2 separate regions of the Homo sapiens genome follow, and region 1 is linked to region 2. Evidence: chromatin contacts called from ENCODE Hi-C or POLR2A ChIA-PET data. All regions are on one chromosome and are shown on one strand. Each heading gives the region's core, a stretch centred on a gene start or an enhancer-like site at or near the end of the contact. The rest is flanking DNA. Distances are from core to core; before and after follow the strand shown.

What was found. Hi-C counts contacts between places; a loop is a spot of excess contacts on that map. ChIA-PET counts read pairs that join two places held with the same protein, here RNA polymerase II (POLR2A). Pooled maps may share reads with other maps.
Region 1: a loop to region 2 is called in a map of psoas muscle, with 8 times the contacts of the local background. The contact joins the enhancer-like site here to the promoter of IP6K3 in region 2. A Hi-C loop is called at or near these places in 1 of 168 maps with a recorded cell type or tissue (psoas muscle) and 1 of 50 pooled maps. POLR2A ChIA-PET finds 5 or more read pairs at or near these places in 1 of 52 experiments (CD8-positive, alpha-beta T cell).

The regions. Positions count from the first base shown.
Region 1 is chr6:36,615,022-36,620,604 of GRCh38, forward strand. No RefSeq gene overlaps it. Among named protein-coding and RNA genes, the nearest start is that of MIR3925, 4.7 kb to the right of the region's middle. RefSeq lists an enhancer at 44-93. Within about 2 kb of position 2,075, at least 17 of the 41 ENCODE cell types and tissues checked have a DNase peak (open chromatin) inside an H3K27ac peak, as active enhancers do; they include psoas muscle, where a contact is called at or near this core.
Region 2 is chr6:33,743,030-33,748,356 of GRCh38, forward strand. It overlaps IP6K3 (inositol hexakisphosphate kinase 3), which reads right to left and starts at 3,876. Exons shown (of 6, transcript NM_054111.5): 1 at 3,729-3,876. RefSeq lists enhancers at 1-557, 816-1,709, 1,710-2,602, 2,603-3,496 and a silencer at 1,475-1,604.

The sequences.
Region 1 (5,583 bases), core at 825-3,324, 2.9 Mb after region 2:
TTGGCTGGGCGCACTGGCTCATGCCTGTAATCTCAGCACTTGGGCTGAGAGGCAGAGGTGGGAGGATTGCTTGAGCTCAGGAGTCAGTCTGGGCAACATAGCAAGACCTTGTCTCTACTAAAAATAAAAAATTAGCCGGGTGTGGTAGCACGTGCCTGTTGTCCCAGCTACTCTGGAGGCTGAGGTGAGAGGATCGCTTGAGTCTGAGAAATTGAGGTTGCAGTGAGCCGTGATTGCATCACTGCGCTCCAGCCTGGGGGACAGGAGTCTAAAAAAAAAAAAAAAGAAAAAAAAATGCCCAGCTACCCACTAGGAGGCAGTACTGCACCATCGAGAATGGGCCAGACTTTTTGCCTGAGGTTGCACATCTCTTCAGGGAATTGAGTCTGCACTGACTTTTCCACCATGACAATAATAACACATTAACAAAGATAATCATAACAGTAATTACTGATCCTTGAGCTTTATGTATCAGCATTTTGCTAAACATTTTACATATACATACTACCTACTCACTTAAACCTAACCACTTGAGGGAGGCTCTGTTACCCTATTTTGAAACCAAGGCTTAGATCCAAGACCCATGTTAAGTGCTTTGTGAGGAAGGGGTTTTACTGAAGTGCTGAAAGAATGGGATTTGGATAGGAAGTTGGATATATGAAGAGCCAAGTGCATAAAAACAAAGGCAGGAAACTAAAAGGTTCCATGTTGACAGGTTTAAAACCCTATGAATTTGTTCAGAGCTTTAGAATGGTAGGTAGACTAGTAGAATGTCAGAGCTACAGGGACCTTAGAGATTATCAGGGATGGTGATTTCCTTTTTCTTTTTCTTTTTTTTTTTTTTTTTTTGAGACTGAGTCTCACTTTATTTCCCAGGCTGAAGTAGAGTGATGTGATCTCGGCTCACTGCAACCTCCGCCTCCCGGGTTCAAGCAATTCTCGTGCCTCAGCCTCCTGAATAACTGGGATTATGGGCGCCTGCCACCACGCCTGGCTAATTTTTATTTTTTATTTATTTATTTTTTTTGAGACGGAGTCTTGCTCTGTCGCCCAGGTTGGAGTGCAGTGGCGCGATCTCAGCTCACTGCAAGCTCTGTCTCCCGGGTTCACGCCATTCTCCTGCTTCAGCCTCCTGAGTAGCTGGGACTACAGGCATCCGCCACCACGCCCGGCTAATTTTTTGTATTTTTAGTAGAGATGGGGTTTCACCGTGTTAGCCAGGATGGTCTCGATCTCCTTGACCTTATGATCTGCCTGCCTTGGCCTCCCAAAGTGCTGGAATTACAAGCGTGAGCCACTGCGCCCGGCCAATTTTTGCTTTTTTAGTACAGACAGGGTTTCACCATGTTGGCCAGGCTGGTCGGGAACTCCTGACCTCAGGTGATCTGCCTGTCTCGGCCTCCTAAAGTGTTGGGATTACAGGCGTGAGCCACCATGCCCAGCCAGGGATGGTGATTTTCAAACTTTAAACATAGTTAAAGTTTTTGGAATGAAATCTTATGTAGAATACAGAAAACAGCTAAAAATGGTATAGCTATAAAAAGTATAGGTTCTAATAATATTGGCTCATAAAGACAAGAGAAATCCAATTTCCTTCTGTTATTTTGGTTGAATAGAGAAGTGCAAATGGTAACATTTTTTAACACTTTATTTTGCAATCCCCGAGGTGACAGGATAGGAAGGTCCATCCCATAAACAACCTAGAAGCACAGACGTCAGAAGAACATCACCCCAACATGTTTATAGGCATTTGGTTGAATAGGTTTTATGTGGGGGAAAAAACAGAAAACTTAAAAATTGTTAGACCTGTATATATTTTCAACTCAACCAAGTGCCTGTGAGCCCTCTGCAGCCATAGTGGGAAAAGTCCTTATACTGCCCACACCTTCATGCTACAGATGAAGAGCCTGAGGCCCAGGGAGGAGGAGGGGGTGGCTGAGACTCAGGGAGCCTAGGGGGGCCATCTCCAGGGGCTCGGCCTCCTGCCACCCCATCCGGTGCCCTTTCTGAGTGACCAGTCATGACATCTGGTATGGCAGTGTGCTGGAGCCTGGCTGTTCAACCCCTCACCCTGAGAGGGCTCTGGCCACTTGCCCATCTCCCTGGCAGATAAAGCCTCAGACAGATGGCAAACAGTACTTGGCTCCAGGAATCAATTCAGGTCTGATTCACCAGTGGTTTGTGCCCGAGCCAGCGCCACAGGCTGTCTCCTTTCCCCTGTTCTATCACTCACTACCCTCACTGTGGCCAGGTTGGGACTCTTGAGCAACAGGCAGATACCTGTGATCTTGAGAATTGCACTGACTCTTTTGAGGGTTTTCCAGGCCACAGCAGGACTTGTCTGCCTCATTCCTCTGGGCAGCTCAGAGCATTACCCCATCAGCTGCAGTTTCAGTATCAGGGTGGGGCAGTGGTGTGGGGTGGGGCACCGTGTTACTAGGACTAGCCCTGTTGGCTGCAGACACATTGGCAACAGGTGGTGGCTCAGGGGCACAGAACAGGTGGACTACACATCTCCAGGATGAAGTGTCATTTATTGGCATTTGCCTTTTGAAAGAAGCAATCTACTTATAAATGGCAGGACCCTTTTTATTTTCTTTTTTGAGAAAAGCATTTTATTAAATCCATATTTGGAGATATGTTTTAGCAAAGTATAATTAGCATTTTTTGTTTAGAGGATGAATTGTGTTGCTACTCAATAGAAGGAGAATATGGCATACAAACAATGCTTTTATGCAGAAACATGTGTTTTTGTTTTTGAGACAGAGTCTTGCTCTGTTGCCCAGGCTGGAGTGCAGTGGCGCAATCTCGGCTCACCTCTGCCTCCTGGGTTCAAGTGATCCTCCTGCCTTAGTCTCTCAAGTAGCTGGGACTACAGGCATGTGCCACCACGCCCAATTTTTGTATTTTTAGTAGAGAGGGTTTTGACATGTTGCCCGGGCTGGTCTCGAACTCCTGACTTCAAGTGATCCACCCACCTTGGCCTCCCAAAGTGCTGAGATTACAGGCGTGAACCACCGCGCCCAGCAGCAGAAACATGTTTTAAAAGTACATTCAGGCTGGGCGTGGTGGCTCATGCCTGTAATCCCAGCACTTTGGGAGGCCAAGGTGGGCGGATCACGAGAGGTCAGGAGATCGAGACCATCTTGGCTAACATGGTGAAAACCTGCCTCTACTAAAAATACAAAAAATTAGCCGGGCGTGGTGGTGGGCGCCTGTAGTCCCAGTACTCGGGAGGCTGAGGCAGGATAATGGCGTGAACCCGGGAGGCGGAGCTTGCAGTTAACTAAGATCACGCCACTGCACTCCAGCCTGGGAGACAGACGGAGACTCTGTCTCAAAAAAAATAAAATAAAAAAGGACGTTCATACACTTAAGCTTTTCTGACTGGACACGATGCTGCTATTTAATAATAAACTTTTTTGATCTTAAAAGAATCCAGAGCAGGTCCCCCAGGAGCAGGTTCGTGGCGTATCACCAGTGGGGAAGGCTTTTCTCAGAGGCTCTGAGGCAGTGTCTCAAGAAAGGGGGGAGGCTCCGCTTTCTCAGAGTTGCAGTGCTCACCTTGCTGCTGCTGCCACACATCTGTATGCGCCTTCCTGGTACATCACCATCACCACAGGCTCTCATGATAGTGAGGGCTTGACTCCTTCGGGAACCTCAGTCTCCCCAGCTGGAAGTAGGAGCCATAATGCCTCCCTTTCAGGCTTGTTGGGACAAAGAGATGAGGTCACATAGGTGAAGCATCAGCAACTGTGCCTGGCACAGAGGAGGCCCTGAAAGTTGCCAAGCTCAGCGTTTTCCTTCACATCAGCTCTGCTCCACCCCCTTTAATTACTCACTTTTATAATAATTCAAAGGTAACCCATGACCATGGTAGAAAAATTAGCACATATAAGCAAAAAAAGGGAAAAAAGTGATTCAATAGCTTCTGGTTTTTCTAGCCTTTTTCTTTATTCTGGGTGCTTGGTATGGGAAGTTTCTTCATTTGTGTTTAGAGGGTTTTGTAGAGATGATATCATGGTCCCACTTTGCAAACGAGACAATTGAATTCCAGAAAGAGGAAGTGCCTTCCCCAAGGTCATGCAGATAAGGTTAAGCTGGGTTGAAACCCACAGCTTGAGTCCAAGCCCAGCACCAGAATATCAGGACCACAGAGGCATTGCACACAGGTGGGTCACAGATACCTGTCCCTGAAAAGCTCATGATACGGTATTTTCCTTGAAGGACTTAAACATTCCCCACTGAAAACATCCTGCTTTGTGACTTGCCCCATCCTGAAGTCCTGGGAGTGGACAGTTTGTGAATAAACCACCTGACTAGGTGAGGGCTGTCGGCTCCTGAGTTTTGCTCCCCCAGAGACACTGAGTATGCACCATCCGTGGGCTTGCCAGCATGAAAGTGCTATCATTGTGGGCTTTCCCTTCACATTTTTTTTTTTTTTTTTGAGACAAGGTCTTGCTCTGTCACCCAGGCTGGAGTGCAGTGGTGCGATCTTGGCTCACTGCAACCTCTGCCTCCTGAGTTCAAGTGATTCTCCTGCCTCAGCTTCCCAATAAGCTGAGATTACAGGTGCGTGCCACCATGCTCGGCTAATTTTTGTATTTTTATTAGAGACAGGGTTTGGCTATGTTGCTAAAGGCTGGTCTCGAACTCCTAGCCTCAAGTGATCTGCCCGCCTTGGCCTCCCAAAGTGCTGGGATTATAGGCATGAGCCCGGCCTCCCCTCACTTTAAAGGATGCTCCTTACCTGTTTTTGCTTTCTTCTGGTCTTTCCTGTGGCAACTGTTGTGGGGTTCCCAGCAAATATTTCAGTTTTTTCCTAAAAGAAGTAAGCGTGCACATTTCACTGGCTAAAGTACACTCTTGTGTTAAAATTCTGCATTGAAAATGGGTGAAGTCACCCTGGCAACATGGCAAAACTGCATTTTTACAAAAAATACAAAAATTAAGGCCAGGTGTGGTGGCTCACGTCTGTAATCCCAGCACTTTGGGAGGCCGAGGCAGGCAGATCACTTGAGGCCAGACATTCGAGACCAGCCTGGCCAACATGGCGAAACCCTGTCTCTGCTAAAAATACAAAAATTAGCCAGGCATGGCTGGGTGCGGTGGCTCATGCCTGTAATCCCAGCACTTTGGGAGGCTGAGGAGGACAGATCATGAGGTCAGGAGTTCAAGACCAGCCTGACCAATATGGTGAAACCCCGTCTCTACTAAAAATACAAAAATTAGCTGGGTGTGGTGGCACGCACCTGTCGTCCCAGCTACTTGGGAGGCTGAGGCAGGAGAATCGCTTGAACCCGGGAGGCAGAGGTTGCAGTGAGCCGAGATCACGCCAATGCGCTCCAGCCTGGGTGACAGAGCAAGACTCCATCTCAAAAAAAAAACCAAAAAAACAAAAAAGCTGCGTGGTGGTGCACGCTTGTAATCCCAGCCGCTTGGAAGGCTGAGGCACAAGAATCACTTGAGCCTGGAAGGTCAAGGCTGCAGTGAGCTGTGATGGCGCCACTGCACTCCAGCCTGAGTGAAGGGCAAGACCCTGTCTCAAACAAACAAACAAAAATCAAAGGATGAAGTCACGTA
Region 2 (5,327 bases), core at 2,626-5,125:
GCTGGCCTTGCCAGTGCTGCAGCAGCAGGGCGTCTGCAGAGGCAGCCGGCAGTGGAGGGGGACGGAGAGTGAGCCCAGCCTGGCCAGCCAGAGGAGATGCTGGCCTGGGCCCCAGCTCAGTGCAGGGAGGTGGCACCCTGAGATCACCAAGGTGCTGAAGCCTTCGGGACCACATCCCGATAAATCTTAGGTGGTGGGGAGAGGGCTTTCTGGGTAGAAGATAATTAAGAAACAGCTTGTAGCAAAAGAAAACTGTAATATAAAATGTGGCAGACGGCAAAGCAGCATGGTTTATGGCCTGCCCTCTCACCTCTGAAGCTCTAACTTACATTTCACAGGTCTCTCGGAGCCAGAGGTTTGGTACAAGTACCATTCAATGTCTTTGTGATGCCCGAGGGAGCATTTTTTAATCTATTAGAGATGAGAGGACCCAAAAACCATTTAAAACCACTTAGGTTGTAATGGGCAGGAGAAATTTGGAGTTTCTCACATGGCTGAGGGGTTGTGCATCATCTGGGGCCATCCAGGTTGGAAGGCACAAGCTTATTTTCCAGGGGGAAAAATGGAGTTTTAAAATCCATTCTAAAAATGACTCAAGGGCTGTAGGATGGTGCGCCCTCTGTCCGTGTGGCTCTCCGGCTCGGTGGGATCAATACCTAGTGCTGGGGGACTTCACACATCACTTTCCCAGCCGTGGCTGAAATATGTGGCTTAGGAGAGCATCTCTTCCCTGGAGAAGGCTTGGTTTCTAGAATCACAGAGCAATACTTCATATTCCTCAGTCATAGAAACTTATTTCGGGGCTGATTTTATCCTTTGAGAGGGTTTTTTTTTTCTTTTTTTTTTCTTAACATTTAAAATCTCCCAACATTTCTCCAGCTTGAGGACCAAATACGATTTTAATACAGAGATTATTAGTTTAGAAACCCTTCAGCCACTGACAAATGTACTTAGCAGCACCAACAATGTTCTGATCTTGCTGTCAAGGTGGGAGAAACATGGGGGCAAGATGACTCACGAAGTCAAGTGCCACTGGAAGGGCTGCTCTGGGGGAGGCAGAGGCTGCGAGGGCTTCTCCCTCTTGGCCCCCTAATAGATCCTGACCCCTGGACACGCAGCTCCTCAGCCATGGTTAGCAACTGCTTTGACAGCCCCTCCCAGCCATGCTTTTCTCCTCCGGACTTTGCCTCTTGAAGCTGCACCCAGGATTTTGGATATTGCTAAACACCCAGACCTGCCTACACATTTCCCAGCCTCCAACACCCTGCCCCACACCTGCTGCCTTCCTCTAAGTAATATGATCAGCCACCACCTGTCTTGTGCAAGAGACCTATGAGCCACAGACGTAAGGTGTTGCCAGCGGTTAGCATGGCAGTTTTATGGTTGCAAGATGGAACAGCTCTTTAAGGTCAAAACACAATAATGGGATGGAGTGTGTGTGCGTGCATGTGTTTGTATGTTTGTGTGAGTGTGTGTGAATGCTTGTGCGTGTGTGGGAGTGTGTGGCTGAGGGAGAATGCAGGCAAGGTTTTTCCCCACCAGAGGGCAGCAGCACACACGTTGAGGCCCCAAATGCCTGAGAGGGATTAACTGGAAACTAAAGCCAGCACCCACCTCCTCACCCAGCCACTGGGGGACACATTCTTGGAACTGCCCTAGGTTTGCCTGGCTTTGCCCAGACCTGTCCCAGAGAGCCTCGATGGCAGCTGAAGTTCTGCCTCCACCAGGCAGATGTTTTTGAAAAGCTCAGAAGCCATCATTGAGGTTGGATTCTCCCCATAACGTTCTATAACATCTCTTGCCCTCCCCTCCCACTGCTTAACCAGGGTCAGGGGCTGAAGGGGAGGGGGTGGGAATGGGCTGGGGGTGGTGGGGCACTTGAGAGCCCATCTGGGCAGAGCAGGATGGGGTCTCCAGCGATCTCCACCCCATCTGTCCATCCCGCCCAGGCTGTGGCACCCTGGTGGGTGGGTGAGGCCTCTCAGCTGCCAGCTGGGCCTCCCAGCCCCGGATGAGTTGCAGTAACTATTATTAAGGTAACACACTGCAACTGCAGCCCGCGGGCCAGCACGCGCTGCCACCCTGCGCCTCCCCAGCCAGTGCACGTGCTTTCTTCCCTGAAGGACCTGATGCTCATAAAGTTTATTGCTGTTCCCTGTGGCTGCTAGTGAACAAGAGAGCAACCATCCGGGTTTCTGCCTGGGAAGGATTTATTCAGGCTCTGTGGAGGGCAGGAGAAAGAAGGAGATGCCGCTGGCCAGGGGGTGGGCTTGGCCTGGCCTGTGACCCCCGGAAGCAGCAGAGGACAGGGAGGGCCCCAGAGGCCACAGGAGCATTGAGGGGCAGGGATGCAGGGAAGTGGCCCAGGAGGGGACAGGAGACCTGGTTCTGCCTCAGGCTCCCTGAGCCTGCCTCTCGGGGCCTCAGCTTCCCTATCTGTACTGAGAGCTGTCTGACCCTGCCATGTTCTTACCCTCCTATGGGACAACCCCCCCTTTGATTCAGCAAGGCAAAGTGGTGGGGAAAAATCACCATGGTGGGGGGTCGGGGGGCTGGCAGAGGCTCTTTCTAATTGAAAGAGATTTAAGAGACCTGCTGACCCAATGCCTTTTGACTGGATCCTTTTCTAACAAAACATTAACAGACATGTAGGGCCAGCTGGGGAAAGGAGACTGCAGACAGGATGCAGACGCTCATGGGTAGTTGTTCATTTGTTAGTGGACAGTGGGTTATGTGAGGACCTGCTGAGGACTTTGTGCAGGGGAGAGGCGTGCTGTGATGTCAGAACACTCTAGCTGTAGCGTATTCAATGAAACAAATACGACAAAACTCGGGCCACTGCTGAAATCAGGCGCAGGATGTACAAGTGTGCATGAGATCATTCCCTCTATTTGTATGCTTGAAGTTTTTCATAATAAAAGGTTAAAAAATAAATGGGTAGCTTTTTAAAAATGTAGAAGGCAGAGTCCCTCCCTATGGGATCAGAATTTCAGGGGAAGGGGCCTGGCATGGGGGGTTTAAGGCCCCCAAGGCAAGCTCAGTTCTCAGGTTCACTAGGGTACCTAGAAGAGTCATGGGTGGGGGCCAAGACTCCACCACTGCCCAGGGCATCAGGGACCACCGTTTGGTGGAGACATGTCTCCCACCCCCATGACCGCCATCCCGTGGTCTACCACCACCCTGCACCAGGCCCCAGGCAGCTGCTGTAGATGCTGATGTCATCCAGCCTGGTGCCGGCCTCCTGCCCCCTCCCGTGGAAAGCTGGGGCTGCTGGGCTAGGACATGCTGTTCCTGTGCCCAGGGGATGCTGCCCGCGTTTCTTGGACACCGGCCTCTGTTAAGGGTTAACGCAGCCCCCGGTACTTGCCCCTCCCCCCAGCTTCCTCTGTAGTCCCAGTCCACCCTGAAGTGAGAGGGCTCCAGGCACCCCTGGAAGGGGAGGGGTGGAATTCCCCTGGGAGAAGGGAGAGGGATGAAAGAGGAACAGATGCCAGAATTCCTATACACTGAACTGTCCCAACGCCCTACCCCACCCCCGCCACACACAGATGGACAGACCTCCACGAAGACGCTGGCACCTCCGTGGGGCAGACTCCTGGCCAGCCTGGAATGGAGACAAGACCCCAGGGTACAGACAGGCCCTGTGAACACGAGACCCTCTCTCCCCTCAGTCAGGCCCCGTCAAAGAGGCTGGCCCTGCCCATCCCTGCCTACAAGGCAGCACTCACCAGAGCTTCCTCCGAGATCGTGGGGAGTGTATGGAAGGCAGGGCCCAGGAATCTTGTCTCTCAGTGCCCACCATGTACAGGCATCAGGCAATGGCCCGTCCCAGCGTGGAGCATTTGCTGTTCACCAGAGCCCTGGTGCGGGAGGTCTGCCCGGGAGGGCCGGGCTGCCGTGGCCTGGGGAGGGAAGGGTCACCTGACCCTCTGGGGAAGGGCTGGTGGGGACTGGCATGTCCAGCTGTCAGCTGGGTGTTCTGCTGCTCTGGGGCAGGGCCAGAGGGGCTGGAAGGGAGGGGACAAAGAGGAGGAGAGAGAAGAGGGGAGGAGGAAAGGAGGACTGGTCTGAGGCAGGGGAGAGTTCAGCTCAGCTGCCCACGTAGATGTCAGGACCTGGGCACCAAGGGCCCATCACCCCAAGGCCCTGGTTATTTTTTGATTCCTAATTCAAAAGGAAAGGGGTGAGTCTCGGGTTGGGGGGTTCATGCTCTCCCTTCTGCTGGGCTTCTTGCCCCATCCTCTCTGCAAGAACCTCACTGCAGCTTACCCCATACTGTGGCTGCCAGAGAAGGAAAGTCAGGCGGCAAGACGTTCCATCAGTCAACAGTCAGTTAGACTGAGGACAATCAGGCCATCAACAAGCATTTTTTGAGACCCCCTGCTAGGGCTGACCAAGCACCCCCAGTGTCAGGGGATTACAGCTGGGGGGCTCAGCAAGTCAGAGGGCAACTCCAGGATAAGTGTCTGGTGAGAGAATAGAGGACTTTGCAGAGAGTGAGGAGGGCATCCTGGAGGAGCTGACCGGCTGAGAGCTGAAGGAGAAACAGGGTCATTTGGTTGAGTGGGGGAGGGTGGTGAGAAGGGGGCTCTAGCTACAGGAGAGGCTGTGCAGAGGCCCAGAGGCCCAGAGGCCCAGAGGCAGGTGGGAGCAGGGTCAGGGAGGTGGAAGCTGCAGGGAGTGGGACTGGGGAGAGATGGGGCAGGGACGAGGTGGCCTCACCAGCCTCTGTCCTCAGCCTCTGGGAGGAACTGAGGTGCTTTATGCCAGGAAGAGTCGGCTCAGGCTTGTGTTTAAAACTCTCAAAGGTGGGCAGACAGATGCTGTCCTCTGGGAGAGTCCTAGCCTGGTTGGGAGAGGGGGCAGTGTGGGGAAGGAGACGGCGAGTTCCTGAGATGTTCAGGAATCAGGCTGGTGGACCGGGAGAGAGGGGGTGGGAGCAAAGGACAGGGTTCATCAGGGGACAGGCTTCAGGTCCAAGTAACCCTGGACCAGTATTAGGAAGATCAAGCTACCCTGGACATCTGGCTGAAGTTCCCCTGGGCACTGGTGCCCCACCTGCCTTTCCTGGGCTGCTCCATATGTGGATGAGGGGCTCAGCCTCCTCTCTGGCCAGAGATGCTGCTTGCTCCACTCGGGCCCAGGTTGCCCACTGGTCTGGTTCAGCCTCTCTCGGACTCATCCCCCAGGACCCCCTTACCCATCTTCTGGTCCCTCCAGACCTGTTGGTGTAGTACTTACTCCATTTCCACATGTCCATGGAGAACATGTTCCAGGACGGCCCCTTCTCCCTCACCGCTCATTTCACAGAGGTAAGATGGGGCAGG